Linked DNA regions of Mus musculus: region 2 is linked to region 1. Evidence: chromatin loops called from intact Hi-C (ENCODE). Cell type or tissue: left cerebral cortex. All regions are shown on one strand. Each heading gives the region's core, and the rest is flanking DNA. Links, peaks and the distances in the headings are about the cores only.

Region 1 (15,706 bases), core at 5,985-8,484:
TGCACAACAAACTCTTTACCTACCACCGTATTCTGTCGCCTTAGTTGGTCAGGGTCCAGATCCACAGTCAGGAACCTTTCAAGTTCTTACTCTTCACAGCCCACCCTACCACAGACCATCCTATTGGCTGCCTTCCATTCACCAGCTATCTCCTTACATGTCCCACCCCACCCCATGCTTCTTGACTAATAGCCAACCCGTGTGTTACCTGGAAGCGCAGGGGTAGGTGGAGGCAAGTCTGGAGTTGGGGCAGAGGGTAGTGGTTCCCAACACCTGCCTTCATCTCCCACCCCTTCCAGAGCCTTTCTTCAGGCTCAGCATTCTCAGGCTGTTGTAGGGTGGGCTAGGGAGCTTAAAGTGGCTTCTTAGGCCTCCTCTGCAGCAGGGCTCCCAGCAGGAAGCCGCTCTCACTTCCCAGGCCGTCCTGTGGTTTCTGTAGTAGGGAGTGTGGGGCCTCACAGCTCCTGTGAATCTGCAGGGTGAGGGGAGGCAGGACCAGTATTGGTTTCTGAGGGACTTTGTCAGTGCCTGGGCTCCATTGCCCAGCAGAGCAGCAGACTTACTGGAAATGTGTGGTACGATTTCTGTTAAATGGGCGAGTCACAGCTGGAAGTCCTAAGCTCCACTTAATTGATATTTGGAGATGGCGTCCAGGAAGGTCGCGTGGGGGAAGGGAGGCAGGGCTGTGCACACTGCCCCGCACTGTATGGGGCAGTGGTTACATTCATTCAGCCTGTGGAGGAGAGATGGTGTTTAAGATGACTTTAGTGCCTGCACTGAGAACTACTAGGACAGCAGCGATGCTTCTCATAATAGGACAGAGATGTACACCTAAGAGCCCACCCGTGTAGCATATTTCTGCCTTGTTGGAACTGATAGCTACATGGAGCCGGTGTGTTCTGTGCCCTGCAGGGGTGAGGGACAATGAACTAAACCCCAGCTCAAAGAGAAACAGATGCTTAGGATTCTGGGGATTATAAGGTTTTTCTCTCATTTTAAGTTGTCCCGAGTCTTTGTTCTGGCCAAGGCTTCTGTGACTGTAATAGCACTGGGTCCAGAGACGAGGCAGCAGGGGCTTTCCTCACTAGGGCCTGAGTGGGGATCCTTTGCCTGTCCTTCCCAGCTCTGTGCCTTAGTTTCCCTAGCTGTCAGGTGGAGGTGTTGGGACCTGCTATACAGAGTTGTTGGGAGTAAAGGCCCATGATAATGGTAGCTCAGCCCCAATTGCTGCCAGTGTCAGTATTCTCATGGGCAGGATAAGAGGGTGTGGCCTCATTGCAGCAGCCTCAGAGGCCATGAGGGACTTCAGCTGCTTCTGTCAGGTCCTTGTGAGGCTGAAAGAGTCTCCACAGTTGTACACTGCCCTGCCCTTTTCCCCCCATAGTGCTGAGAGCAGACCTTGGTGCAGGTTAAGACAGGGATCCTGAGGGACTTAACCATGGGGACCTGTGGCACATGAGAGCCACACTGCCCATCCATTTTCTGAGGGTGAGAGTGCTGGCTGCCAAGTATTGTTGTATTGTCCTATTGTCCAGGCACCGCCATCCTGTTATAGGGATGGCTAGGACTGAATGGCAGCCACCAAGACAGCAATGGGGCCATCTTGTCAAGCTTGGCCCCAAGTCTCTTAAGTCATCCTCCAATGGCTTGTGTCCCTTGCTCCGTGGCTGGAGGCTCAGGGTCCCAGGGTAGGACCCCAGAGCCACAGGGTGGCAGATCTCAAGGGGGAAGGAGTCTGGTATAAGTGATAGCTTGGGACTTAGCTTCTTTCCATTTCACCAGTCTCTGGTTGGCCATGCTAGGTAGGTGGGAAAGACAGACTCCTGTTGAAACACAGAGGTTTGGGATGTTATTGTTGTTGTTAACATCTAAGTCCCAAGCTATCACTTATACCAGACTCCTTACCTCTTGAGATCTGGACTTCATGCTTACAAATGATGTCTTGGAAAGGACAGGTGAGCTTGATGCAGCTTCACAGCCATGTTGAGGCAGAGCTGAGGCCTGTCAGACCTCAGAGTGGAAACAGAAACCATCCATGTCCTTTGCATGTCAGCAGAGTCCCATTTTCTGCAGGAAGGAAGTGTGGCTGTTGTCAGCTCTTAAATGGATCCCATTTGGTGAGACAATTACTTTTGTGCTTTCCACAGTTGGGTTGCAAAGAAACTTAGATATTGATGGGCAGTCCAAGTTTTTAAAGGGGAAAGAAAAAAATGAATAGTTCCCCCCCCCCCCAGTGATCTGAATAGATTAGGGAGTAGTAGAATGGATGGAGCATTTCCTATGATGGTAATTTATGTAGAGCCATGTGAGCTGATGAATGGGTGGGTTCCCCTTACTGTATTTGAAGCTCTTCCATTTCTCATTGTTTTCATGCAGGGTGGAGGCAGGGGGGTGCCAGGGAGTGGAGGTTCTCTCAGCTCCATGTGGCCAGTGCTGTGTCTCTGCCATGGTGAGTTTCTCTAGCTGAGCCCCCGCTCCGCTCTGCTTGCCAACCAGACAGGGTGCTGCACTTTTTTCTCAGGGAGTTGGGAGGCAGTAACCGTCAGCGAGTGAGAGTGTTCGGGTTATTTTTAGGACTATTACGACTAAGAAACCATCTATGATCACGATTAACTGCATAAATGCCAGTTAGACTCTTATACAAACCACATCCATGTTCTTAGCAGTGTTATGAATAGAACATAGCCAAAAGGTAGGGACAGGTCAAGTATATGTCAACAGGCTAGTGTGGGTCCCTGGGACTGAACTCAGGTCATCCGGGTTGGTAGACAGGACATTTTATCACATAGCCATCTTGCTTACCCTGTAGCTTTTGGTTTTTTTTTTTTTTTTTTTTTCAAGACGGGGTTTCTCTGTGTAGCCCTGGCTGTCCTGGAACTCACTCTGTAGACTAGGCTGGCCTCGAACTCAGAAATCCACCTGCCTCTGCCTCCTAAGTGCTGGGATTAAAGGTGTGCACCACCACTGCCCGGCTTTTTTAAAGATTTATTTTATTTATATAAGTACACTGTGGATGTCTTCAGACACACCAGAAGAGGGCATCAGATCCTATTACAGATGGTTGTGAGGCACCATGTAGTTGCTGGAATTTGAACTCAGGACCTCTGGAAGAGCAGCCAGTGCTCTTAACCACTGAGCCATCTCTCCAGCCCCCTGTAGCACTTTTTGAGGCTAATAGATAGCCAAGGTAAAGGTATTCAGAGTCTTGGTTCTTGAGGTGCTAGCTGTTCTGGTTTTCCAGCTGCCATCCACTCATCTGGAAACGATCCCTGCCATCCTTGATGGGAGCAGGTCACTGTAGCAACTCGGAGGAGGATCCCTGCTGATCTGCTCTTTCTGCTTGGGCAGCTCTGGCTCTTTACCTAGGGCTTCTAAAAGATGCAAGTGCATTGATGATGTGTCTTGGATTGATTGTTGTGGGTTAATTCCACTACAGCCACACACATAAGTTGCTCAGCTGAGTGTAGCTTAGCTCATTTGCAGTTTGTCAGCAAGTAGGGTGGGAATGGAGGGTGCTGGCTCCCTAGGAAATCTGGGAGTTGTTCAGTCTTGTGGGCCTGACCCGGAGGGACAGGGTAAGCCTCATATAGGTGGCCCTTTAGCTGGGATGGTGGAAGGACAGACAGCAGTCAGCAGAATGAAGGCAAAGGGAGCCTTACTGCAGGGAGCACCTGAGATGTAGGTGGGTCTAGCTGAATTGTTCTCTGTGTCCAGAGCACTGGGGATGAAGTGGGGACCACAGAGACATCAGCTCAGCTTTTGAGGATCATTCAAGCCTTAACGGTGAAAAGAGCAGGACTGGCAGTTGGGGACACGGTGATGTTAGTGCAGGGACAGCTGGTGGCTCCTGATGGATGGGAAGCCTGGGCAGGGCTGAGTGGGGTCTAAATGGGAAAGAGAGAGCTAGGGACACTGTTTGTAGAATGGGAGGCATGGAGGAGCTGGTTGGTAGGACCGGAGTTGGATTTTGGACTGGCATGTTTGAGGGGCCAGGCGTAGATGTTACAGATGGGCAGCCACACCACAAATGGTCTGAAATGTGAGGAAAAAACACAGGACAGGTAGAGGTTTTTCAATTTCAAATGCTTTGACCCCATTTCTATCCTACCATCCAAAAGTAAGGGGGAAGAGGTGGTAAATAGGACAGTGAGTGTGTGTGGGGTGTAGACTTATTTAGAAGTAGTTTTGGGGGGGCAATTCCAGTCTCTGTTGTCGGGATACCAGCAGTGCAGTTCTGTAGTGTCACCAAACTCAAATAAGCAGTGGCAGCATGATCCGACTGAAACAGCCAGGCCTCCACCAAATCCGAGTGAGTCAGCAGAGCGACCAGAACCAGCGGGAATGCCAGAAGTTCTCTGCCGCTGTGCCTCTCTCATCAGCGAAGGAGAGAGAGACCAACAAAGCATTGCAAGGGTAGCTGTGCAAGCGTGGCATGGCTGTCCTGGGTCCTGCTTATACTCTCTCCAAACATCACCGTGTCCTCTCAGCAACGCGTCACTTGAGTCTGCTTCAGGAGAGCATCACATGACACAACTAGAAGTTTCCACTTCAGACAGGTCCTAAGTACTGACTGAGCTGGCAGGAGAGAAGGTTAGTCCTCTAGATCCAGGAGTGAGAGCCAGCTAAAGCCCAAGGCTGGTGACATTGGTTGGGCGTGTGTGTCCTATGGAAGCTTCGGCTGGGCAGGATAGTGGAGCTGGGCCATGGAGGACCATGGAGGCTGGTAAGATGGCTTCTGAGCAGCATTCTATGGTTTCTCATTCTGCAGGAAGCTCAATTGAGATTCCCCCACCGCCCACCTCCAGCACTTGACATGGAGCCCAGGACCTGTGTGTACAAGCTGGGGTGCAGTCCACTGCAGAGCTATACTCCAAGCACTGGAGGTCTTCTGAAGGGAGATTGTGGGTAGCAGAACAAAGGTGGCATTGCACATCCCAGGCTCAGCATGGACATCACATAGCACAGCATCATTGTGATGACAGCGTCACTGTGGTGGCACTCACGGGACCAGTCACCAAAATGTGTGTACACAGAAATATCCTGGGAAGCACTTAGAGTGTTGGCTTAGGCTGAGAGATGGGAGGTTAGCATTGGGCAGCCCTTTCAGAGTGTGTCAAATGGGATTTCAGGAGAACAGAATGGAGGTGGAAGTGCTTTAGCTTGTGACTGGGAGTTTCTTGAGGCAAGTGATGGAGTTTGGGAAGCCCAAGTCCCAGATGGGGAAGTGGTACCAAGCAGGTCTATGAGTGAGACTGTGGGTTAGACTCAGCAGCTTCATCGGAGACGAGGCTTATGAGACTTACAGTTTTGGAGGTTTAAGTCTGTGCTGGTTAGTTTTTGTCAGCTTGACACAATCTAGGGTAATGTGGGAAGAGGGAACTTCAAATGAGAAAATGTCCCCATCAGATTGGCTTGGGAGGTATTTCCTGTTGTGAGAGGGTCCAGCCCGTTGTGGGTGGAGTCATCCTGGGCAGATGGTGCTGGGTTGTTTAAGAAGCAATCTGAGCAGGCCAGTGAGCAGTGTTTCTCCATGGCTTCGCTTTCAGTTCCTGCCTTAACTTCTCTGGGTGATGGATTATAAGCTGTAATGTGAAATAAACTCTCATTTTACCAAGCTGCCTTTGGTTATAGTGTAGAACTAAATCAATATACGATAGCCCCATTGGTTTAGCTGCTGCTGAGAGCTGTGACTGACAGGCAGTGTGTGTGTGTGTGTGTGTGTGTGTGTGTGTGTGAACTTTCATTGCCAATCATGAAGTCAGAGGGGCTACTATGTGTAGGCTTAGATTTTTCAAAAACCACTTTATTAAGGGTTCAACCTCCTAGCCCACCATCTACCAGAGGTAGTGGAAAAGAAAGCTTACAAAGGAACTGGGGTTGTGGACCTGTTTAGAAATAGTTCTTTGGGCTCTTCCAATCTTCGTGGTCAGCAGTCCAGTTCACTAGGCAATCACCACTCAGGAAAAGCAGTGGCCAGTTCGATCCAGAAGAAACTATGAGACACTGTTACTAGACCCGAGTCCTTGGAAGCAGGAGGAAGCCGCTGGAATATGGCTAGAAGTTCTTTGGTGAGTGAAGTCACAATGAAGATTAGCAACACAATGTAAGGCAAACCAATACAAAAGCCTTGTCAGCGAAGACTTGTGAGGCAATGCCAGAGCCATGTCCAACTGTCTGAGGGGTCATATTTATATTCATTCTAAACATCATGTGTCCTCTCACCCGTGTCTGCTTTAGCAAAGCATCCTTTTATCTGTCTGCCCCAGCCAAAAAAAAAAAAAAATCATATGACATAACTGAGTTTTCAAAGAAACCAGGAATTTCTACTTCAACTCTCCTGTCAGTGGTCCCAGTGACTTAAGAACCTCCCACCTAGTCCCTCCTCTTAAAGGTCTCATCTCCCAAGTTTTCAGTTTCCGTGGATGCTTAGAGGACACTGCCGTACCTTAACCCTCACATTGCAGAACACAGAGATCTAAGGAGCCAGAGGGAAAAATACTGAGCTGGTAACAGTCTGTCTCCACTTGTGTTAACAGCTGGTTTGAGTAAACACTGGAGGCCCAGAAGTCCGGGGACGAGATCTTTTTGGGCTAGAGGAATAGAGTCCTGGTCTCAGCTAAGCTGTAGTTTTGAAAGAAGACTGGGATGGAAGACAGTTTTAGATGAAGATAAAAAAGTAACCACCCCCAAAATCCTTGCTGAAAAAGCCCTGGAAAGTAGTCTGCAAAAGAAATCAAAGTCAGAAGGAAGGAGTGGGAGGCACGAAGTGCTGGTGGGCAGGGATGCCTGAGTGCACGTGGGCACAACCAAATGGCAGTCGCTGTGTGGAGTGATGGGAGCCTTGCGTCTCAAGAAGGAGATGAAGGCCTGATGGGTTGGAGCAGCTGTGGGATGTCTAAGATGGCTGACTGCAGGCCATGATTTTATTGTATGAATTAAGGTAGGGCAAAGACTGGGATAATGGGTCTTGTAACTTCTGGAGGGACGGAGATGAGAGCAGGAAGATGCCATCAACTGAAGCATTGAGGAGGGGACAGGGCAGAAAAGCAAGTACAGTGAATCAGAAGCAGCAGCAGTGGACGAACCACACATGCATTGGCTGTTGGAGATGTGAGCAAAGCTAGCCCACCTGACCAGACTCCTGGATGGCGTTTCAAAATCCAACCGTGAGCCGTAGGCTGCACCTGATCCCTGGGATCTACAGAGCGGTGGGAAGAGAGGAAATGACTTGCTTGTCATTTCCCTAAGTGAGGGAGTGAGTCTTTGTTAGTGTTGGGAAGCTGCCTGCCTGCTCTGGAGCCTGGCAGTCTGGTGCACATGTGCGTGTGTGTCTGTGTGGTCACTGGCCTTCTGGGAGAGCTGGCTCTGGGAAGGAGGTTGGCCCGCAGGACATTTGCTGAAGCCTTTCGGAAGGAAGGGAAGGAGGCAAGATTGGGAATAGTGAAAGCTGGGCTTCAGTGCAGGCTTAAGCTGACCCAGTAGTTTCTGGAAGCTGAAATGACTCTTCAGGGTAGCCCACAGCTGGACCAGGCTTCTCTACTTTTGATTGACAGGTTTCAGATGGGGCTACCATGCAGGAGCCTTTCCCTAACTGTGGATGGGTGGGGGGTATTGGCTACAGTGCTAGAAATACTAGTTTGTAGTGTTGGTTACAACATTAGAAGCTCTGGGGAACAAGGTTTTTGGTGTAGACATGCTCTGCACAAGCATTTCAGGGTCACCTGTCCTTGTCACTGCTGGAATACTCTGATATTGGCCTCACTGCCTCTTGCGTCAGCTTGAAGCTGCTGGGAAGGCCAGGTTGACCTCACACCTAGCAGAAGTTGATCAGATTAGCTAATTCAGCACGGCAAATCTCGAATAAGCATCCCTTCCTTCTGCCTGAATCTGCGTTTGGAGAGAGATGGCCACATCTAGCTCTTGGTGGCGACTCCGTACTCAGAGCTGACTCTTGATGTGACCGCGGGACTTTTTGCTCCATTGGGTGCCTGTTATTTTGTGGTCTTGAGAACTGTCTCAGCATTGTGAGCAGGCATCAGGAATAGCTACACTTTCCAAGGCTGATGCGATTCTGACAGTTGGTCTTCTCTGTGCAGGTTTCTTTCCCAGCTCTGGATATAAACCCAAGGATTCTGTAATTGCTGTGAGGGCTTCTTGCTAATGGCTAAACCATGGTTTGGGTTCTATGGAAGATAGATGAGGTTAGACACGTCCACATTCGTTGCAGGGGTCCAGGAACTGTTCTGGACTCCCCGAGGTCTCAGTTTCTTCTGCTGCAAGGTGACAGCCAGATTCCCTGTGCTTTGAACCAAACCCAGAGGCTCCCAGAAGACCCAAGGCCTACCCTCTACTCCAGCAGCTGGGCACTGGCCCCTGGGAGCAGGCGGCTTTGTGCTAAAACTGTTCTCCGAGTCTCAGGCCAGGGCTCTGGGCTGGGTAGACTGGGACTGCGTCTCGTGGGTCAGATGGAGCCCTTAGAGGACACCAGTCCCTCTGATGCCTGAACTTTTGGATGTGCTTGTGGGTACCAGGGAGGCTTTGAGTGGTTTCTCAGTAGTGGGAATGGTAAGGCCCTAGCTCTTGAGTGTCTCCACAAAGCCTTCTCTAGATGGCCCCCAAGCCAGGTCAGGGATCCTACAGCCCTTGGGGGACCTCTCTCAGCACTGACAGGACTTCTGTTATGGATTAAGGGTGTATGACTACATGTGGCAGGTTTTATAATTTGTTGTTGTTGTTTTTGTTTTTGACTTCTAGCCTTCATCCCAGCACAGCCTTCAGCAGTGCTGGCGCTGGCTGGCTGATACCATCTGCCCGCTTGCTCCCTTTCCACGTTGCTTGCTTGTTGTCTTCCTGTGGCTATTTTCCATCAGGCCCACAGGTCCCTCTATAAAACATCGTCAAAGAGGCTATCTTTCTGATAGTGGCTCTGGCTTGAGAACTTCATTTGTTGGGTTTCTCTTTGTCGCTGGTGTTATTGATTATGTCTCAATGACAGCCCTTCAGAATCTTCCGGATCAGAAGCACGGCTGTGTTTGTACTGTATATGTAATAGTTGGGGGGTTCCAGGTTGGAGCTGGAGTGACCATATCTGAGTGAAGAGGGGAATTTCAAGCTGACTGGGAGTGCTGGATTCTTCCCAGCTCTGCACAGATGGTGTTTCACACTGAGAGGCTACATAATTTCATCCACTTCTTGGAAGGAAGATAGCTTTTCACAGCTGAGTGAAGTTGTAACGTTCATGGGAAAGTTAGCCATCATGGTGGCCAGCCATATCCTTGGCACTGGGTGTCTGTACTGTGCCACCACCATGGGGGGCGGGGATGCTGAGCGATCTGCAGAGCAGAGAAGAGTGTGCAGCTCCTGGTGTCTTGCTGGGTGTCAGCATGAGGACACTGACTCAAACCCTGTGCTGTGTGGTGACCATTCATATGCCAGGAGTCCACATGGACCCAGAAACCAAGGCTCCTGTCTTGGGACTACGAGCTGGCTTGCAAGCATTCTCCTTTGTTAGGAGATGTGGTGTCTTTAGGACACCAGGTGCAGAGAGCCGTCACATCGAATGGTGTCTGACTCTGCTCACACCCACCTCGGACAAGAAACTCAGTGGCTTGAGGGGTCCTGGTACCACAACTGAGTCACCCCTGCCCTTCCCGCCTAGCCTTGTGAAGTCCTTTGAGCCAGGTCCTAGAAGGCCTGACAGGCTCCTGGGGTCTGAGCAGAGCAGTGCAGCTGCATCTGGTTTAACAGTGGTCCTCAGATCTTCCCCTCCCCTCCAATCCCTGGAGACCCTGATGGAAGGTTGCTGTATGGAAGCTGAAGCCGTGGAACTGTGGCTGCTAACCGGGTGTCTCTCGGTTAGTGGGATTTCCCCAGTTAATTGGGAAGGTCCTGAAGTTACAAGTGTCAGGTGATAGTCAGGGAAGTGAGAGAAGATGGGGGTCAGAGGGAGGTGGGACAGTGGAGGGCCAGAGAGGCACCGTTGCGTGCTGTGAGTGTAAGTGGAGGCTGTTGTGTGCTGGGCCCAGATCTGGGGCACGAGAAAGCCCAGGGCTGCCTTGCTGCTCTCTCGTCTTCTGCACAGGAGACATTATGCTCCACTGTTCTCAGGCACAGGGTTTGCCGCAGTTGATTAACAGCAGCTGCTGGAGTTAGCTCTGCCTCCAGAGATACACTAGGGTTCACGAGTTCATGGAGCCCTGCTCAGGACAGTAAGAAACCAGAAGTCCCAGGTGTCCCTCAGGTCATGGCTGATGGACCATGGAGTGTCCACTCTGGGGCTGGGCTGTGGTATGAGTCACAGTGGAGCAGGGTGTGAACAAGTCTCAGCAGCATCATGCTAAGTGCAAAACACCAGCCTCAAAATACCACATACGCATGACACCCTTTTTATAGAGTTAAAAACAACCAAAAATACATTTTAGGATGACATATGGCAACAACCAAGCTGTCTGGAGGGGCCAGAAGAGCTGGGCTCAGGTGAAGTCTGTGTTGTAAGGTGGGGTGGACATGACCGAGCGAGTTCCAACATTTGTATGTTGGCCGATGGACTCAGGCCCCGGTCTGAAATAACCTTTGTAACCTTTAATGTTTTTGCAGAGTTGAAAAAGAGTATCTTCAGCCTGTGCAGCCTCCCTTCCAGGGAGTTCCCAGGCCAGGGATTTAAAAATAATTGTTGTCCACAGCACTGTGAGAGAAACAGCAAGCTTTTTGGAGAGTAAAACTATCTATAATTAGCCAGAGGCGCAAGTGTTGTTTGACTGGTGGTCAGCTATGCTGAGGTGACCTGATAGTCCGCGTCCCTCCCCAAGCTGTATGTCCAATGCCAAGGAACTGTAGGAAACCCTGAGTGCGTTGTGCTGAGCATCAGTGTGGGCCTCTGGGTGCCCTGAACTGAATTGCTAGGGGAGTCCTTTGGGTGCCCCAAGTCAAGGGACTCCCAGTCTCTGCACATGAGAAAGAACTGACTGGCTCTAATCAATGAGATGTCTTTGGTGGTGAGAAAGACACAACCCGTGGTCCTTTTAGTGGGAGCTCTGTAAATTTGCTTCCTTCCAAGGCAGAAGCAAAAGAGCTTTTTTCTTTTTTCTTTTTTTTTTTTTTCTGAATATAGAAAGGCATAAAATCTCTTTTCTCGGAACGTCAGGATCGATCTAGTGGGCCCATTTATCCACATTTGTGAGTTCTTCCTCCAGCCGGGGTGTGTGATGCGTGACTCTCATTGAGCTGATGGGTCAAAGTGCCAGTGATGTCAGTTTAAGTACTGGGTAAGGGGAATGCCAGGTGGGCGTTTTGACAAAATTATTAAGAAACCTGATGTCGTTCCCCTCCATAACAGTTATGTGAAGAGTTCAGGGAAGGGAAGAAAGCTATAAATGATGCACTGTGAGCTGTGGGTTTTAGCTGTATTAAAATAATTTTAGGTGATGTGTGATGCTGCACACCTGTAATTCCAGCTTACTGGGAGGATGAGGTGGGTGGATTCTCCAGTTTGAGGCCAGCTTGGACTAGGGAGCAGGGTCCTGTCTCAAAAACATTTTCCTTTTAGATGCATGAGCCAGTAAGACACAGAAAGATGGTCTCATTAAGAGCCCTAAACTTGGGGCTGGAGGGCTGGAGGGCTGGAGGGCTGGAGGGCTGGAGGGCTGGAGGGCTGGAGGGCTGGAGGGCTTGGCTGCTCTTCCAGAGGGCTGGATTCTCAGCACCCACGTGCCTGCTCTCTGTAACTGTCTGTAACCACGCCAGTCCCAGAGGATCTAGTGCCCTCTTCTGGCCCCTTTCGGCTCTGCATGTGCGGTACACAGAGATACATACAGGCAAAGCACCCATACACATAAAATACAATTTTAAAAGGCCTAAGTTTATTTTCTTTCTTTCTTTTTTTGTTTTTGTTTTTTTTGTTTTTGTTGTTTGTTTGTTTTGAGACAGGGTTTCTCTGTGTATCCCTGGCTTCCTGGAACTCACTCTGTAGACCAGGCTGGTCTTGAACTCAGAAATCTGCCTGCCTCTGCCTCCCAAGTGCTGGGATTAAAGGGGTGCGCCACCACTGCCTGGCCTAAGTTTATTTTCTTCAACTCTAAAAGACAAACCTGTCCTGACCAGTTTTGTAAACGTTGAGTTTAAATTGTCTTTTTCCTAAATGATTACACCCACTGTACATAAGGATTAAAAGAGACTGGTGTAACTGTCTTGTCTGTTTCCTACCTCTTGGTTCATGTCTGTTTCTGCTGTAACATGGAGTTTACTTGGTTACTGGATTTCTGATGGGTCTGGGAAGTGATTGCCTGGTGCTGCTTATTTACAGGGAAGGCGGGAGGTACCAGGTGCACCCACACTGAGTTCTTCCAGTGGGCTGTAAAGGAGGCGGCTTCTCCAGGCTGCACCTTCACAGGGAGAGTCAGGTTTCCTGTCTAGGACTTCTTTGTCATCGTCATTGCTGCCACTGCCTCCTCCTCCTCTTCCTCCTCTTCCTCCTTCAAAAACCCTCAGAGTTGGAGAGTTGCTCAGTGGTGAAAGGCACTTGCTGTTGTTGCAGGGCTGAGCTTAGATTCCCACTATCCACACGGGCAGCTCATAGCTACCTGCAATGCTAGCTCCAGAGGACCTGATGCACTCTCCTATGTGGGCATCCACACATGGACACCCATACACACGTGGCATACAATCACACAGATACACATAACACATAAATAAAAACAAGGAAATAAATCTTCAAAAAGTAAAATCCAGGTATCATAAAATTTACTTCTTTTTCTTCTTTCTCCTTTTTTTTTCTTCCTTCACTCTTCTTTTTTCTGTGCTAGGAATTAGAGGCAGGGTGCTATGTGCTCTGGCAAGTGTCCTACCACTGAGCTACACTTGAGCTTCAAATTGATCACTTTAAAGTGAGCAATTCAGGCTGGTGAGATGGCTCAGTGGTTAAGAGCAATGACTGCTCGTCTGAAGGTTCTGAGTTCAAATCCCAGCAGCTACATAGTGGCTCACAACCATCCATAATGAGATCTGATGCTATCTTCTGGTGTGTCTAAAGGCAGCTACAGTGTACTTACATATAATAATAAGTAGATCTTAAAAAAATAAAGTGAGCAATTCAAGCATTTAGTATAGTTGCAGCATGTAGCTGCTCCCCTTTATCTAGTTCTCCACATTGCATCTTCCCAAAAGGAGGCTTTGTATTGGTTATGCAGCCTCTCTGGCCACCTTGGACCTTCCTGAGTTTTCTAGGAGCTGCAGTGAGGAACAGTCAGAAAGAGGGTGTTAGTGTTTGATGACTTGTCACAGCACCAGGGGTGAACGGCTCAGGACAGAAGGGAGCAGGACCTGTCTCACCTGACCCATCAGTACCAGGAGCCACTGTGTAACTTTGACCAGAACTTGGTCTTTCTGTTCCTCCCTTTCCACCCCATCAATGACGTCAGTTTCAGCACCTCGGACCATGAATAGGTGCCTGGGGAACCGAGCCAAGTGTGCAGATCTGCTGTTGCTTCCAGAAATGCGAAGCGTTGTGATGGGAAATAGACCCAACACTGAAGAAAAACACTCTGTTTGTCTGTAAAGAAGCTAAAGACACAGCACACTTGAGAGTCTTAGATACAGCGGGAGGACCGCTGCTTGCACTAAGATAAGGACAGACCCCGGGGAAACGTCATATCACCCGAGGAGGGGGAAATGATGGCAGTTTGTGCATCTTGAGCTTGCACAGAGAGCTGAGCTCGTGGGGCAGGGCAGATCATGGGGTGCAAGAACCACATGTTAAAACTGGCCCCTGAAATTCCACACTCTAGCTCTCTTGTATGTGATGACATTTTAGGTCCCGCTTCATCACGTTGTGGCTCGGTACTCTCCTCTTAGCCATGCAGTGCGTCTGGTTCAGTATTCACCGGGAACTGGCACTGTCTCCAGCAGGGCGTAGAGAGCAGAGAAAGAAGGCAGCATGTTAGGTTGCTGCTGAGGGAGGGAGGGGCACACTAGAGGCATGTTGGAGGGAGCCTCACATGTGCCATCACCTGGTATCGGGTTCTGCCAGCTACCTGGGTGAGTGAGCCTGGACATGGTTTCTCTTCAGTAGATTCTCACAGAGCAGAGAGCGTGAGCATGTGGTACCTGGCATCTGACCCACAGAGCTGTGCCCTAATAAAATGGGTCATGTCGAGTGGCAAGGTGGGTGGCAGTTTGTTACTTGGCAGACAAAATATTCAGGATGACAGATGGACTGACTTCTCCTGGGGTAGCAAGCCCTTCCCGTCAGGGAACTGCCCACGGCCCATTCACCTGGGCAGTGAAGAGAGAGGAGCAGTTGCCATAGACGTGGGTAGGAAAAAAGCAGACGCTAAGCACGTTCCACTCTCCATTGCTCTTCTCCTTGTGGTGGCCGCTTGACATAGCTGGACAGACGGAGGAGGGGTTTGTGGTGGAGAGGATTCAGTCCCAGAGTTTCTTGGTCCCATGTGGTTGGGTATAGTTTCATGGTGGCAAAAGATATGGTGGAGTCTGTGATGTAATTTCATATCCAAACCTTATCAGAGTCTTTTCTTCCCTCCCTCTTCTGATTCCTTCTTTCCTTTCTTATGACAGTACCTGGTGACAAGATCTGTAGCCCAGCCAGCATGGGCCCTGGGAGGCCACATCCACAGATGCTAAAGCAAGTAGGTTGGCCTTGAACTCACTATGTAGCTAAGGGTGATCTTGAACTTCTGCTCTACCTTCACCTCCCAGTGTTGGGATTATAGGCACACACTGTCTGTCCTGGCTTATGCAGTGCTGGGGTTTGAACTCAGGGCCTTGTGCAAGCATTCCAACTGAACTACGTCCACAGTACTCCACAGCAGGCTCCTAAACACCTGGCTTGCCTGTATAACTGTGGAGTCCTTCGGAGCTTGGATTCAAGTCAGTGAACGACAGAATGAATGTACAGGGTTTTTACTGCCTTAGGAAGTCATTAAAATGGACAACTTGGGCTGGTGAGAAGGCTCAGTGGGTAAGAGCACCTGACTGCTCTTCCGACGGTCCAGAGTTCAAATCCCAGCAACCACATGGTGGCTCACAACCATCGGTAATGAGGTCTGATTCCCTCTTCTGGAGTGTCTGAAGACAGCTACAGTGTATTTACATATAATCAACAAATAAATCTTTAAAAAAAAAAAAGGACAACTCCTGGCCCAGAGAGGGCAGGGCCCAGAGCGATCAGGGCCAGAGCAAGAGAGAGAAAGGGAAGGGGGAAAAATGGACAACTCCATAGAGACACAGGGCACAGAGGTTGCAAAGGGCTGGTAGGAGCAGGGGGATGAGGAGTCACTTTAATGAAACTGTTTCATTTTAGGATGGAGACAGGTTGGGCAGGGTGTTAGACAATGGTGTGAACTGCTCAACAGTGAACTGCATGCTTAAAGATAGTTTAAATGGCAGGCCTTGCTTTTTTTACTCACTGCTATGACGAAAGAGAAGGTTGAACTTAGTGATAGTTGACCCTAGACAAAAACAGTAACTCTTTCTGGCTTTGTAGCTCCCGTAGCAGTGGAGGTGTGCCCAATAACAGTGCTGTGGCCTTGCCTTCTTTAGGGACTGAATACAAGTCTTTTTTTTTTTTAAAGAGATAATGACAGGAGGCGCACTTTTGCCTCCGTCCCACCTGGGAGCACCCCAGAGCATGGGAAGACATGATGAATCTGCTGAACATTGGCTGAGGGAGCTTCAGGCAGCTTACACCCCA
Region 2 (15,706 bases), core at 5,439-7,938, 82 kb after region 1:
CTCTCTGAAACTTCCAGCAACCAAGGCCTGTAAATTCTCTTCTCTAGTTCTTACCAACCTTCTGCTTTTCACGTGTTTATTTAATGCATGTACATGTCTTGCCTACATGTCTGTTTGCACACTGTATGCATGCCTGGTGCCCGTGGAGGTCACAAAAAGGGGAGTCATTTCTCTTGGAACTGGAGTTACAGACAGTTGTGGGTTCTGGGAAGGGAACTCCAGTCCTCTGGAAGAGCAGCCATTGCTCCTAACTAGTGTCTTCTATCTCTTCCTTTGACCTCAGCTCATGGCCTTTCCTCTCTTGCCTTTTCTCTGCTTTTCCTGTTGCTTGTTATCTCAGCTGCCTCAGCGCTGTGGCCAGTCTGCTGGAGGTGTAGTAGCTTTTCCTCCACTTAGTGTTTAGCACCCTGACTTTTCAGAGATTTGGCTATGAATCCCCTGTGCATTGTCAGAATGACTTTCTAAAGAACAAATCTAATAAAACTAGCCACTGGGGGGTTGCGGGGCGGCGGGGAAGGGACAGGTATTAGGAGGGGGAGAATATTTGCATATCCCGTTGCTGCTATAGCAAAGTACCACAGTGAGTGGCCTCAGTTGTCAAAAATTTATCCTTTTATAATCTTGAGGCCAGAAATCTAAAATCTGGCAGGACAGTTCTCCCTCCAGAAGCATCAGAGAGAGTTCGTCCTGCCTCTTCCAACTGCAAGGAGCTTCAGGGAACCCTTGGCTTTTGGCTGCATCACTCCAATCCCAGACTTTGGATACGTGGTCCCCTCTTCATCTCGAGTTCCTGTGCCTCCACTTTTGTGTCTTACAGGGACACTTGTGTTTGGACTTAGGACCTTCTGAATAATTCAGGATAATCTCAGTACCAGACCCGTCATTTGATTACATTGGAAAAGATCTGCTTTCCAGTAATGTTCCCCTCACAGACTCAGGGGGTCAGGTGTGCACACATTTCAGAGTCCGTGTTCTGCTCCCACAGATGGTGTGAGAGGTGAAAGGTCTTCATAGCAGTTGGGGGATTATGCTAAATGAGGATGCAAGGTGGAGATGTTCAAGCTCTCATAAATGTTGCATCAGTCTCCCTGGAAGGGCGAGTGCAGCGAAGTAGCAATCAAAGGCTAGAGCAAGGCAGGACTGGATCAGGGTCTGTCAAGACCATTGGTTTTTAAAATGGACACACTGATGTATTTACGTGATGGGAAACAGCATATCCAGGCAACTCAGCTCCTTGGAGGAGAACTTGTGGACCGACTTGCCCTGACCCATTGCCCTCAGGCCTCAGAGGCCCTCTGTTACTTGGTTTTTGTCAATTTGACCCAAACCTAGCCTAGATGTTTGGGAAGAGGAAATCTTAATTGAGAAAACACATCTGTAAACCTGGCCTGTCAGCAAGTATGTGGGGCATTTTATTAACTAGTAATTGATGTGGAAAGGCCAAGAACACTGAGTGTTGCCAGTCCTGGACAGGTGGGCCTGGATTGCATAAGAAAGGAGGCTGAGAAGGCTACAAAAAGCAAGCAGTGTTCCTCCATGGCCTCTGATTCAGACCTTGGCTCTAGGTTCCTGCCTTGCGTTCCTGTCCTGGCTTCCTGCTGGGATGGAGAGTCTTGAGAGTTGTAATCTGAAATAAACCCTTTCTTCCCCGAGTTGCTTTTAGTCATGATGTTTATCATTGCCATGGAAACCCTAAGTGAGACAGGTTCCTAGTGGTTACCCCTACTCACCCACCCTGCCTCTCCTCTCTGCATCAGCTCCACGGTTGGTTCCTGCTCCTTAGACAACACCAGGTTGGATGTGGCCACTGCTGCCATGCCTGTCACCCCCATGGCCACCAGAGAGAAGATCCGGTCCAGGTTCCATGGCAGCCATGACCTGATCCACCGCCTGTTTGTCTGCATTTCAGGTGCGTGATCTAGACCTAGGACATGGAGGACAAGCAGTGTGTGTGCCTTGGGAGAGAAAGAACAGTGGGACTGTCCCAGCTTTCTCTGGCTGAAGTGGAGCGCAGTGTGGTCTGAAGAGCAAGTCTAGGGTGGGGCTAGCTCTGTCCTGCAGGGAGGAAGGGGTTTCCTCTAGGGGTGACTGGGAGTGGTGGGCTGGAGTAATGGGCAGGTGAGCAAAACAGCCAGGCCCTGGACACCACCTCGGAATGGGGTTCACACTGGGATTCATGGCTATGCAGAGTCTGCTTTGTGACCCTGAAGTCAAAAGTTACTCAAGCCAGTGTAGTATGGGGTACTGGAAGAATGTGGACATATCTGGATTTCCTTGTTTCTATGATGTTAACCGGTACTGCCGTGGCACAGTGTTATGGGGGCCTCTGTGAGTCTCTCTTGGTAATCACCACAGTTTAGTTGTGGCTGTGAACCCTGAATAAGTTATATATCAGGGAGCAACAAGGGTAGGGTTAGGTAAGAAGCTTTCATCCTTTCCTATCTCTTGATCCCCAAGTTTATACTTATGTCAAAGAGTCCCCTCCCCGAGGGTTGGCATTTGCTGATCCATGAACGCTGGCTGATCCTACACAGCATGTGACAGTGTGGTCTCTCAGTGTGGTTGGCTCACCCCAGTCTCCTGTCTTCCTGCCACTTTTCTATCAGGTGTAGCAGACCAGCTACAGACGAACTATGCTAGCGACCTGAGAAGTATTCTCAAAACACTGTTTGAGGTCATGGCCACCAAGCCAGAAACAGATGACAAAGAGAAGCTAAAGAAGGGTGAGTAGACTTGCAGGGCAGACTCTGGGGCTCATGCCAGCCACCATGTATAGAAAAACCACACCAAGGCAACCACACACCCCAGTTTGGTTTGCCGAACCAAACGTGCCGGGTTGTTGATTTGGGGAGATGAGTATAGCCTGGGAAAGTGGCTCTCCATGCCACTTTGCAGGTAGGTCTCTGGCCTGGTTCTTGCATAGGCCATCCAACATTTTACTTCAGACAGAGGTTGGGAGCTTGCTTTCCATCTTAGACTAGAACAGATGACTAGATGAGTTAGTTATAGTTACCTGTCAAAATATTCAGAGCCCAGCCCAGTGCAAGTGAAAAAGAGGGGAATGGCCCCATCTCTCTAGGAGAGGGTAGCTACACCCACTCTCTCAGCTGCCTCATATTCATATACATTCAGCTCATTGAAGGCACACATTTGCTCTCATATTTACACATACATGTACATGCTTTCACGTGCCTGCATACCTTATACACAAACAGGTAAATAGATATTTGGCAAGGAAGGTGTTTACCCTCTGTCCCTATAGGGTCCCTGGTAGGAAATCGCACCTAGACACCGTCTCTGACCCCTGGTGCTAGTTTGAAGTACTTGTTTGGGGAGAGAGCTATATCTTCACACAAGAGCTTCTGCCTGTGAGGTATCTGGGTGTATGGAATAGCCCAGCTAGTCCTGGAAGTCTGGCCTAACAGGGAATATCCTTGTTGGTGAGGAGTAACTTCTGAATTATCCAGCTCTGCCGCCTGGCCAGACTCTGACTGGCAATCCAGGCAGGGCTGCCTCTGGAAACCATGAGTCAAGTTGGAGATGAGGACAGGCATGTTGGCTATATTCTGGGCAGGGCTCTCAGGTGCCAGGGCTTTAAATCCCTGCTTTGGGAACCATAGGCTAGGAAATTTTACCAGTCAGTGCAGGGGCCTCAGGGCTAGATGGTCATTAAGAGGAACTACCAAGTGCCCCCAGGGTCCACCACACTATACAAAGAATGAAGTCTTTGATAGGGAGAACCTTGCCAGCATTGGCATCTTACCTACTGAGGTGACTTGTTCTGTGTGCTGAGAGATGACTGGGGGGCTTGTAGGGAGCTGGAAAATCGGGGGACACCCAAGTGCTTGCTAAGGACAATCAGTTGCATCTACTGCATTGCCTACCACACCCCAGTGGTTCCCCTCTCTTTTTCAGTAACTCAGACCCTGCGGAGTGCAGCCTTGGAGGACTGTGCACTGTGCCAGGAGACTGTGTCATCCTCAGAACTGGCAGCCAAGACCCGAGATGGGGACTTTGAAGGTATGTGCGAAGCTGTGGTGTGAAGCTGGCATGCTGTCTGCTGAGCAGAAGGAGCCACTCTGTGCATTTCATCTGCACATCCAGGCCATCTGGAGGCACAGCTTTCCATAGGCAAAGGCTGCCCACTCTACCTCCTCCTTAGTACTAGGTATGCACAGCCCCTTTACTGCTGTCAAGCCTTGAGCCTGGCGATTAGCAGCTCAGCCTAGTAGGTCCAAGCTCTAGGAAGGGGAGCAAGGACTGACTGTGGTTACAAGTGACTGATCTGGCCAATATCCAATACCCTAGTATGTCACCTGCACTGAAAGAGTCTCACATAGCAGCCTTAGGACACTCTGGGACATTAATGGGGTTTTTGAGGGATGCAGAAGCCTTCCTTGTGAGGAGGGGGCTTCAGAGAGATCACATGGAGGCTGTCCAGAGTGGGCTGGAAGCTGGGCCCCTTGGATAGCAAAGGAAGGGAATCCTGGCCTGTTTGGGAATACTGCGGTGCATCCATGGGATCTTGATTAGTGTCTCACTAGACGGCTAGACAGAGTGACCAGAGACGGCAAGGTCTTAGGAAATACTGATTGATTCTGCCATACATCCTGAGTCCAGACGACCTGGTCTCAGGTCTGCAACTGGGGTGTGCCTCTGTCTACCAACCTTGTCACTAGACACTGGTGTGACTGACAAGCCTAGAACGAGACCAGAAGAGTAGGATGAGAGGTGTTTATCCACCAGCCAGGCCTCACCCCCTCCCTACCCCCAGCTCAGACTGTTCTCCATGTCTGCTATTCGCTGCTCTTGTTGTGACAGACCCTCCTGAGTGGGTGCCAGATGAGGCCTGTGGCTTCTGCACCTCCTGTAAAGCTCCCTTCACCGTCATCCGCAGGAAGCACCACTGTCGCAGCTGTGGTAAGGTAGGTGGGGCCCTTCTGGCCCTCTGCATCTCTGGAGTTATATGGGGACTGTCCCCAAGTACAGCAACAGGGTTTAGAAGTTAAGAGCTGATGTCCTGGGAACTCAGTCATGTTTTTGCGGTCCTTGCGTTAGAGCCTGGGTCTAGGTTCTGAGCTCCACTCTGACTCCACGTCTTAGGCTATTCCTAAGGTACAATCCTGGTCTCTCCAAGGTGAGAACAGGAAAGGGCAGGGGTTTGAGAAGGAGTCTGCAGTAGCTATGGTGGAGGGCCTACTTACTTTCAAGAAGCCTGATCTACTGGGCAAGCTCCACCCAGCGTTTCCTGAAAACTCCAATTCCATAGACTGCAAGGTCTGGGCCAGGCAGACTCGTGCCCGTAATTTTCCTGCCTGTTTTGGGTGGGAGAGCTGTGTGAAGGGGCTGACAGAGGCCCTGTCTGCTCACTGCCCTCTATCTATCCCTCCTTGGCTTCCAGATCTTCTGTTCCCGCTGCTCATCCCACTCGGCGCCGCTTCCGCGCTACGGACAGGTGAAGCCCGTCCGTGTGTGTACACACTGCTACATGTTCCACGTCACACCCTTCTACAGTGACAAGACGGGCATGTGATGCTGTGCCTGGCATGTCCCAGCTGAGCAGGCTGTCTAGAGTCCTATCCAGGGTCTCCGGGAAGGAGGTGCTGTGCCTGCTGTGTGCCCTGTCCAGGCTGTGCTGCAGGAGGGCCTCATTTCATCTCATCATGCCACAGCTGCTGCAGGCCTGACCAGGTTCCAGAAGGCCCAGAGTCTCTGTCTACTACTCTCCTTTGCCTCTCCACTGTGGAGACACCAGTCCTGGCATGGGCCAATGAGAGGTCAGCTTTATTCAGAGGAGGGACCCAGGGATGCCCAGTTGCTGCTTCCAGGTCTAGTTACTTGGTTAGGCAGGGTTGAACTTTCTTCTCTTGCCCATCTACAGCATTTTGCTCCAGCTGTGCATAGCAAGGCAGGAGAGGGCCAATTCTGTGTGTTCTCTTCTGTAGCCAAGAATCTGGAAACAGAAGCCAGGGGGTGTTGGGCCTCAACATCATAGCAGAACTCCCTGCCTGTTCACCACACTCCTCATCCCCTAGATGAGGAACCTCCCCGCCTCAGAACCTCCTCAACAACATACATCTCATTTCCTTTTGAAGGGGGGAATGTAGGAAGCAGACATAGTGGTCTCCAGGGGAAGTAAGCATGCTCTTGGCATCTACGCCATTGCCACTTGCTGGTGGAGCAGGGGCTGACCACTCACTGATATTGTAGGCTGAGCTCTCAGGTGTTTGGCCTGGACCCATCAGGCAGCTTAGCTACTATTCCCTTCTTCCACTGCACCCGCTGGGACTCTAACCCACTTCCTCAGACCTCAGTGCGGCCTAGACAGGCTGAGATGCACAGACACCTCCTCAGGCTTCAATCTCAGGCTTCACGTTGCAATGATGATTACAGTTTTATTTTTAGAGAGATGACACACCTACTGCTTCTTTTATAGGATAAAATCCAACCGCTGCTCAGCAGTGGAAGACACAAAATGCACAAAAATGGCTTCTGTGTGGGGGAGGTGGGGAGAGTGTATAACAGAGGGAATATTATGTATTGAGATGATTTTTATTTTCTAAATGCTGTAATTCAAAACCATTTCCATAAATCTATTTAAGGATTGCACACGCTCTGGCGTCTTCTATGAACACCGAGTCCTTGACTTTGTTGTGTAGGTGATGGTGTTGGTGCTGATGTGGCTTTTCTTCTGGAAGACTGAGGCATCTGTGCCTTAGGGACCATTGGACAGCAGAACTTGTCCTCCTGTCAACACTCGTGAGGGGTTGGCTATTCTCAGCCCCTGTAAACCTATCCTCCATCTTGGAATGATGTCTGGTTCCCTAGCTGCTGTCAGGTGTCTGACTCCCAGCTGTTGCAGCTAAGATGCCTGTGCTAGGAGGAGGGGCTCAGCAGGTGCCTCTGGCCACTCCCCACTGGTGACAATGGATAGAGAAGAGAGACTGTGACAGACAGCAATGACTATCATACCTTTTTTTTTTTTTTGGTTGATGTTTTAAAGTGAGGTTCCCTCTGAGTTGAACAAGCCCAGGGAGTATTAGAAAGGAGAGTCCAGCTAGGTTGGTGACTCTCACTTCCCAAGGTTAGACTCCATCATTCTGCCAACCTGGGCAGAATGCAGAAAAATTACTTTTTCCTAACTTGTCTCCATCCTGTGTCTGTGTCACTGGCTAGAAAGCTGTACCACAGTGACCTTTTGAGCTTTTGGAGAAGGCTTTCTGCTGCTACCGACCAGGAAGTTGGGCCCTGCAGGAGCCCACATGGAATATACCATAGTGCTCATCTCTATCTTTACAGGCATTTATTTTCCAGACATGAAATGTGGTGTCCTTCTCTTCTGCCGTGTCAGAGGGAGAAGGGAGCGAATGTCAGAACAGTGTGTGTGTGTGTGTGTGTGTACTTTGCCCATGTGATCTGCTCATGAGTAGCCTTCTGAGGCAGCTTTGACCTACCTTTGTGAGTTGAGTAAGGGGCACTGCTCCATGATCTGTTTTCTTATAAGGCCTGGGGCCATAGATGCCTTTCAGTGAAGATGATCAACTGTCCCATTCATCTATGATGAAGGAATTTTGGCCCTTCTATGATAAACTTTGATATCTGGTCACTCTACTCTTCTATGGCGCTATCCCAACACCAAGATCCATGCCAGGATTAAGACACTTCAAGAAGGCTCTGGAAGCCAGGCAATGGTGGTAGTGTGTGCCTTTAATCCAGAGGTAGGAGGATCACTGTGAATTCAAGGCCAACTTGGTCTACAGAGCAAGTTCCAGAATAGAATAGTCAGGGCTACACATTAAAACCCTGTCTCAAAAACAACAATAATAACAACAACAACAACAACACACACACACACACACACACACACAAAAGAAGGCTCTAGAAGCCACATCTATAGTTATGGTTTGCATCTAGGAAATCTAGAGACACGGAGCCTGCTCAGAGATCTAGGTATGGAATCAGCTCTCTTGAGCTAGCCTCAGGACCTCCTTCAGGCTGCCCTTCCTGAGCTTAGTTTCCCTGCTATCACCATCACTGTTGTCCCAGGGTTTTATATGCCCTTGATACTCTCCACGGCCATCCTTCAAGAGAGCAGGATCCCCTGTCATGGATAGGGAAACTGAAGCTCATGAAGGTCACACAGCAGCTGAGCTTGAGCTGCGGGCCTCAAGGAGAATCCATCAAGAGGTAGACGCAGAAGTGGCCAGTGAAGTGAAAAACTCGAGAACCGATCCGAGCAAGTTGTGCTGGTATCCATCCTTGGAATTTGGGGGTTGTGCCAGCTTATGACAACCTCACTACATTTGGCAGCTGGCAGCAGGGTTCTCACTGGTCTCCGGCTACTCTCATAGCCCTGGGAAGGGACCCTCAGCCATCTCCAAAATTCCTACCTCAGATTGCAGTGGCATGCAGGAGCCCACAGGAACTCAGGGATCACACTGCCTACAGCTCTGCCTAGGAGAACCTGGCAAGCTGAGGATGGGTCTAGAGCACAGGTTGCTATGCCTGGTCTTGGGTGATAGCATGGGGAGAAGGAAGAGGAAACCACCTCTAGGTTCATGTCTGGTGTATTAGCTACTTTTCTGTTGCTATGATAAAACACCATGACCGAGTCAGATTACAGAAGACAGTTGATTTGGGCTTAAGGGTTCCAGAGGAATGAATCCATCATGGTGTGGAAGAATGGCGGAAATGACAGGCATGGTGTCAGGACAGAACTCCAAAGGCGTACATCCTTTATCACAGTATGAAGGAGAGAGAGAGAGAGAGAGAGAGAGAGAGAGAGAGAGAGAGAGAGAGAGAGAGAGAGAATTGGACATGAGTCAAGACTATAAACTTCCAAAGCCCACCTCAGTAACATACAAGGCTACACACAAGACCTTCCCACACAATGCCACCATCTAGGGACCAAGTGTTCACACATCTGAGACTGTAGGGGACAGTCTCATTTAAATCACTGTAGAGTCCCACTTTGTCACCTCCATAGGGGACTACTCAGTGCCCACTGAAATGCTTATAGGGAGTTCCACCTGTGCACGTGAGATTTTAGAGGTTGCTTTGATGCATAGGCCCCTTGCTTGAAGCTCATTTGAATAACTAACTTGTCTTCCATCCCTATCTGCCTACTCCAAGGAGCCCAGGGTAGCCCTGGATGGAAGGCAGCAAGGAGCCCAGGGTAGCCCTGGATGGAAGGCAGCATGGTATTTCCACTGCATTCTCAGCTGAGTTCTAGGCTGAGTGGAGAAAAAGTAGCCATAAGTCAGACATATAGTGACCCTGGGGCATGTGGCAGGACATGGGACTCTGAAGGACTTTTGGTGTCCTGTGGTTAGGATGGCTCTTGCGGCCACGTGAAGCATGAATTTGAAGTCTGATTTTCCTCTCCTTTCTCTGTCCTTGACCAGCCAGAATTCTAGTTCAGCCCCTAGTTGCCACCAGGGGGCAGTTCATGCCTCTTCAGGGGTGTGTGTGTGTGTGTGTGTGTGTGTGTGTGTGTGTGTGTGTGTGTGTTCCCATGCAGGAGTCTGTAACTGGCACCCTAATTCCAGACAGAATCCCAACACGGATAGATCTAGTAGCCATGCGTAGTTTTCAAGATCCTGAAGATGGGTGCAGGGCCCAGAGGGGTCTATAGCTGGCACAGTAATAGCAGAGAGCAAGGAAGACATGTCCTGGAAGCTCTGGGAGGCCAGGAGGAAGAGTCCAGGCTAGAACTGGGTACTTTTCACAGGTAGGGTTTGGGAGGAGCTAACTGCACCCTTGATTAAGAGGTTCTATGGCCTCTATGGGCCAGGTGCTGTTAGGATGTGCAGAGGAAGCTGGAGGAGGTAATAAGGACCCCAAGTCCCTATTCATGCCATCTCTTCCTCCAAAGCCTGTGATTCCTCCCAGGCACACAGGAAGCCTTGTTTGATAGCAGTGCTGACTCCCATCCGTCGCACACACAGAGCAGAGCACAGCCCCTCTGGTTCATGTCTGACCTCCAAGAAGGAGGACCCCACAGTGATATGTGTCCAGGGACAGACCCTCCACTCCACAAATCATTCACAGATACAATGAACTGATTTATTTTTAAATTTAAAAATAATATTGACATTATATTAGTTTCTATAGACAGTTGATTACATCTTGATATATTTTGGTTTTTCTTGTTTTCCTTTTGTATTCTGAACACAGTGTTTTCTTGTATGTCAAACTTTCTGGAAGGCCTCCAAGTGCTTGGAGACCAGGCCTGGTGCTTGTGACTGGCCAGCCTGGCAGCCTCAGCTCCACCCCAGATTCTGACCGGTTGTGGCTGGGTAAGCCTGCCCCTATGGGCTCCATTTCATCATGGGCGTGGCCAGGGCTTTGCAGTGCTTCCTAGGAGTGCTGTACATAATCCTTCTGTTACCCAGGCGCTGCCACTACCTAGGGTTTGTCATACACCCATCAGTGTGTCACTAAACCCCTACGAAAGCTAGGGGTTGTCATTCTTGTTTTATAGTTAGGGAAACTGAGGCTTAGAGAGCCTACCCGTCATAGCCATACAAGACTCCAGAATGGCTCTCAGGGAGGGACTCAAACGGAACCTCTATATAGTCTTCCCTGCTGTAGGCACACAACGGGCCTGTGTGTGCAGGTAGTAGAGGCTTCTGGAGGACTGAGCTCACTGTGACTTTCCATGCTGAGCCTGCCATCCTACAGATCCAGACCTCTCCTGGAGGAGCCACCTACTGAGGTTGTGAGGAGAGTCAGGTGTGACTGCAGGATTCTGACAAGTGGACAAGGACATAAGCAAACAAGGATGCTAGGGTTGTGGCCTGATGGCTCTGGGTGTCTACTACAATGACCGAAGTGGCCAAAGGTGCAAGGAGAGGAAGCAGGGTCAAGGTCAGGTAATCAGAGGGGGAGGGGGAGGGGGGAGTAGGCCTCACCAACATTTCTACTCTGGCTGTGTGGCACACGCCCTGGTCCTAAGAAGCCTGGGAAATGTTGCCATACCTGGACAGGAAAGTATAAGGGTACTGTCTACTGTAAAACTGCTGATCCTGGTCCCAGAGAAAGGAAGCCAGGACTGAGTAAGTGGGAAAAGACCTAAGAGCAGCCTTCTAGTAGTTTCTCATCACTGTGTTTGTGTGTGTGTGTGTGTGTGTGTGTGTGTGTGTGTGTGTGTGTGGTGGTGGTGGTGGTGGTGGTGGTGGTGGTGGTGGTGGTAAAGCGGCCCTTTCTCATACTGGACCCAAAGCTCTTTGGTCAATTCTCCAAATGTCCCAGAAATGGGTGCTAGAGCCTCATTCCTAGTCAGAGAAACAGAGGTAGGAAGGCCAGTTAGGGAAAGGCCAGGCAGATCAAAGACCTGTTATCCCTGGTCATCTACCCAAACTCGGGGAGGCTCTATGTCCTTTCTCCTGGGTCATGCTGAATTTACCATTTGTGAGGGAAGATGGCACTGAGGACTTGGGCCAATGCAGTGGCAAGATGGAGGTGTCTTCCTTCTTACCACCTTGGACTCCACAGTTTCCAATTGGGAAAGTCTGGGCTCTGTCTATACAAGGCACTAGCTTTCTCTGGATGGGCCTGGCATGTCACAGTGACCTTTGATGAGGAAGGTGGTCTTGGTTGGCCAGCCTGATGCCTCCTTTCCCCAGATCTTGGGAACTTTGGGACACAGATGCACACAGGCACTGCTGGTGCCCCTGCCCCATCTGAAGGCCATGGGTGGAGAGACCCCTCTGGTCTAAAGGGGACAAACTTGCCCTTTGTACTTGCAAGCCACTTCCTGTTCTGAGCAGAGGCTTCCAGATCTCCCCTGGGAAGCCAGCTCATTCTGCAGCCTCCTTGAGCAGCAGGCTTGCTGTCCTGCCCCTGGGACTTCTCTAGAGCTGACTTTTACCTATCAGGTCACCACTACCCACTCCTCCCAGCGTTCACATGCTCTTGGAGAGGGAGAGCACTTCTGGCACAGGAAAGTGCTTTGTCTTGGATGCAGCTGGTGGGAGCTAGTGTCCCCAGTTGAGATTAAAAATTTCCAAGGCTAGGAGGCTATTCTTGTGCTCCACTTCAACACACCACAGCATCCCATCCCAGTAGGAGGAGGGAGCAGGCTGGGGAGGTCAGGCTTGCCTTAGCACTTAGAGGCAACTCACCAGCCTGCCAAAGCAAAGGTGCACCCTTCAAAATGCTGGGCCCGCATGCTAAGCTCAGGGGCCCAAAGCTCAGCATTGAGCATGGGCCTCAATGCTCCAGAAAGATGGACACCCTTCTCCTTTACAGCTCTGGACAGCCCTGGCCCTGGAGTGATTGTGGGCTTGGTCAGAGAGGCACTTCAACCAATACTAAGGAGTTCTTTCAGTGTCTATACAGGACTGTTTATGACCGCATGAGGTTCCTCTTTTGTTTTTTTCAGGGCGCCATCAGAGCACCTGTTATTCTTAATCCTGCCCCACAGGTCAGACATCTGTGGCTCACACCCAGGCTGGGAGGGAGGTGGTTCTGGTTTCCACATTCCCAGATTGTTAACAGCTCTGGGTGTGGGAGCAGTAATCTCCATCTTTCTATTTCAAGGGGACACTGCAAGTTTCCTTATCTGCATATTGGGCATATGGAGAGCCACAAGGAAGTGTGCACAATGCATCCACCTTGGTCCTAAAGTAAATTCAATGCTAATAATCTTTGTTGTTTGCTACAGTACCTTCCTTCCATTTTAAGAGCTGCTATCTAGCCACCTTATTTCCCACAGAACTCTCCAGCCTGCTATTTTGTCCTCAACCTAATAACAGAGAGAGGATCAAGGGGTGGGAGAGGATGGATACAGAGGATGGTGTTAGGGCATCTTGAGCTGTCTGTCCCCCATGCATCTATAGGCCAGCATGAGGGCCTCGGGTCATTAGGGCCAGGAGTTTGCTGAAGAGTTCACCCTCTTGTCACCATAGCCTGGCTCTTGGCACGGCTCTACCCTCAGACCAAGCACCGCAAACAGACACTCACGGATCCCTCTTGCTCAGTAGTGTCAGTAGCTCTTGGTGCCTCTCCCTTAACCCTGGTGGCCTTCCTTTTTACTCCTGATGGCTGATCCTGCCTACTTTGGGTCTGACATCTGAGAGGCTTTTAGATTCCAATGGTCTGCGTCCCTGTCTCCAAGTTTTAGCCTTCCCTGAAGCCAATATTCCTGCCAGAGACAGGTGTCCTTTGCTGTTCTTTAGCGAGATCCCAGCGCCCGCCCCTATCAGGCCCCAAGCCTGGTCCTCCACCGAGACTATGGTACCAACTGACTCCGGGCAACAGGTCGTTGCGCACGACATGCATGGGCACGACAAAGCGCCAGGGCGCGTGTCCGCAGCGCATCCTGCCTGGTGTCTCCCGAGACACGGTCCACGTCCTCCTGGCCCCCGCGTAGGCCGGGCAGCAGTCCCACCACACAGTGCTTCCTCTCGGCAACCGGTCCTGCCCGGGCGTCCTCATTGGCCCCACGCCCTGTCACTGGCCATTGGTCCGCGGACTCAATTTACATAGACCGTTCTGGCCCAATCGGCGTGCAATGCCTACTTAACATGCACGATGGCCGCCAGTCAGCGAGCACTGGGGCTGGGCCACCACGTGCTGTTGCTAAGCTTGGGCTTCTAAATTGTTACTACTGGAGCCAGCCTATCCTAGCCAAGCTTCGCATCTGTCAACATTCTCAGCTCTGCCCGAGGCGTTCGGCCAGTCCCTATTGGGCAAGGCTAGACAAGAACCCGCCCCCTAAGCCGGAGCGCCCACACCTATTGGCTGCGTCGACTGCTGCTCGACTTATGTGTCAATTTGAGGGCCTGAGGCAGAGGGTGGCGGCCCAGCGCTGGAGTCCGCGAGTCGGGCTGGTGTGCCGCCAGGCGCGGGGCGTGCGGCGAGCAGAGCCGGCAGGAGCGCGCCGGGCAGCCGCCGCCGCCGCCGTCCCGTGCGCGGGCGGCAGGATGGAGCTGAACTCTCTGCTGCTGCTGTTGGAGGCGGCCGAGTACCTGGAGCGTAGGGACCGAGGTAGCCCGCGCCCCTTTGTGCCAGGGTGGGCGGGCGGCGGGCGGGCGCAGGGGGCCGCTGACCGCACCGTCTGTCCCGCAGAGGCCGAGCACGGCTACGCCTCCGTGCTGCCCTTCGACGGCGACTTCGCAAGGAAGAAAACAAAGACGGCCGGCCTGGTGCGCAAGGCCCCGAACAACAGGTACCGCCCCCAACCCCCACCTCCCACCCCCGCGCGCTGTGCCAAGCCAGCTCGGGTCGGCCCCACCCGAGTGTCCCCGTCCTCTCTGCGTCCCCAGTACAGTCCTGCGCGCACCCGGGCGGCCGGCCTGGAGGAGGTGCCGGCCCCGCCCGCGCGTCGCCATCTTCCCGCGGCCGCGCCTCCCCGCCGCCGTAAACAGTGCCACGCGTACAGCGGCCGCGCTCGCCGAGGGCCGTTCTGGACTTTTCCAGACCGGAGAGGAGTTGTCAGTTGGTGCCGACCGCTACTCCCTAGTTTGGGCCTAATTGGGGACTCCTCCCTCCCTTGCACTTCTCGGAGCTGGCTTTGCTCTTAGACCCAGCACCTTATCCCCAGGAGCCTGGACAGAGACCTCTCTCTGGCTACTTAAGCGTCCTGCGCAGCTTATTGACAAGGAAACTCCAACCACAAGCATAGGGCTGGCTTTGTCGCGAAGAGCTGCAGGGAGCTATTTCTCTCAAAAGTTCCAGGGCTCAACTACACTGTTTGCCTTGGCCTTGTGTTTGGAGGAAGCCCTGAAGCTGAGGTTTAGGTATGGCTAGGACTGCTAAAGGTTCCACCTTCCTGGCTGCAGTGGGATCCAGGGCACACCTGACACTGTCTAGGGGCTAACTTTGGCCCAGCTACTCCTGTGTGGTCAGTCTGAGAGCTTCCTTAGCAGGCTGGGGGCTTCAGGGCCCCTTGGCAGAGGGTGCGGCTCATTCCTGTGGCCTGTCTGTTCTTGGGAAACAGAGAGGCTGGCACAAGGACCCATTTCTGTGGTGTCCTAGGCCTGGCAAAGAACAGGTTGAATTACCAACGGCCTGAGTCCCAGCCCCTGGTCTCTTGCTTTGAACAGTTTGCAGAAGGACTTAAGTGTGTTGGAGGCCTCACTGCCCCAAGCTTCCACAGTGAGATGGCCTGGACCCGGCTTCTGTCTGCCCTAAACCCCAGGTTTGGGAGCTCAGCTTCCTGTGGCATGGAGTACCCACAGCTGATAGGAATGGTAGCATTCCTGAGCTGAGGCCCTTGAATGCTTCTGCCATATACACAAGTAAGAATCTGACCCAGCCTTGTAAATGAAGCCTTATTTTGACCTCCATTTTACAACCGAGGAAGCCAAGGCATAGACAGATTCAGTTACTTGGGTAGGGCTGCTTAACCACCCTGTTCCTGGATGAGGTCCTAGCCTTCCATCTTCTTCTGGGATGGGGAGAACTGGGTGCAAGGGGCAGGGGATGCAAAGGGCCTCTCTGACTGGACTTGGGTGCACCTCCCCTGAAGCTTCCTTGGACAGAGTGTACTCCTTCAAGACCTGAAGCCTTAGGGTGGCAGACACAGCCCTCCCCTCCCCAGTCACTGCTCAGAGGCTATTCTCAGCCAGCTCAGTTGAGAAGCTGGGATTTCAGATGTGGCAGGGCAGTTCTGAACCTTCTGTGTCCTGGCAAAATGAAGGACAGGCCCTGGTATAGCAGGCTAGGGTGAGTGATGGCTAGGTCTCTAATGGCAGTGACT

Evidence for each region. Peaks named below come from ENCODE experiments on the same cell type or tissue, not always from the same donor. Only the 100,000 strongest peaks of a DNase experiment are listed, where the experiment ranks them.
Region 2: it touches region 1 in a loop (9-fold over the local background); 3 of 42 quality-filtered maps call a loop at or near these places.

Annotation. Positions count from the first base shown.
Region 1 is chr5:34,267,996-34,283,701 of GRCm38, reverse strand. The region is part of intron 1 of Zfyve28 (zinc finger, FYVE domain containing 28); the gene reads left to right. Among named protein-coding and RNA genes, the nearest start is that of Zfyve28, 12 kb to the left of the region's middle. In left cerebral cortex, for the core only: no CTCF peak of the experiment used is centred there; DNase peaks (open chromatin) are centred at 6,759 and 7,224; H3K27ac peaks cover 2,041 bases.
Region 2 is chr5:34,185,796-34,201,501 of GRCm38, reverse strand. Zfyve28 (zinc finger, FYVE domain containing 28) reads left to right here. Exons shown (of 13, transcript NM_001015039.1): 9 at 1,758-1,909; 10 at 2,607-2,723; 11 at 3,916-4,020; 12 at 4,822-4,925; 13 at 5,402-6,608. The coding sequence ends at 5,533. It overlaps Mxd4 (Max dimerization protein 4), which reads left to right and starts at 13,792. Exons shown (of 6, transcript NM_010753.2): 1 at 13,792-13,992; 2 at 14,074-14,173. The coding sequence starts at 13,929. In left cerebral cortex, for the core only: no CTCF peak of the experiment used is centred there; DNase peaks (open chromatin) are centred at 5,973 and 6,436; H3K27ac peaks cover 1,751 bases.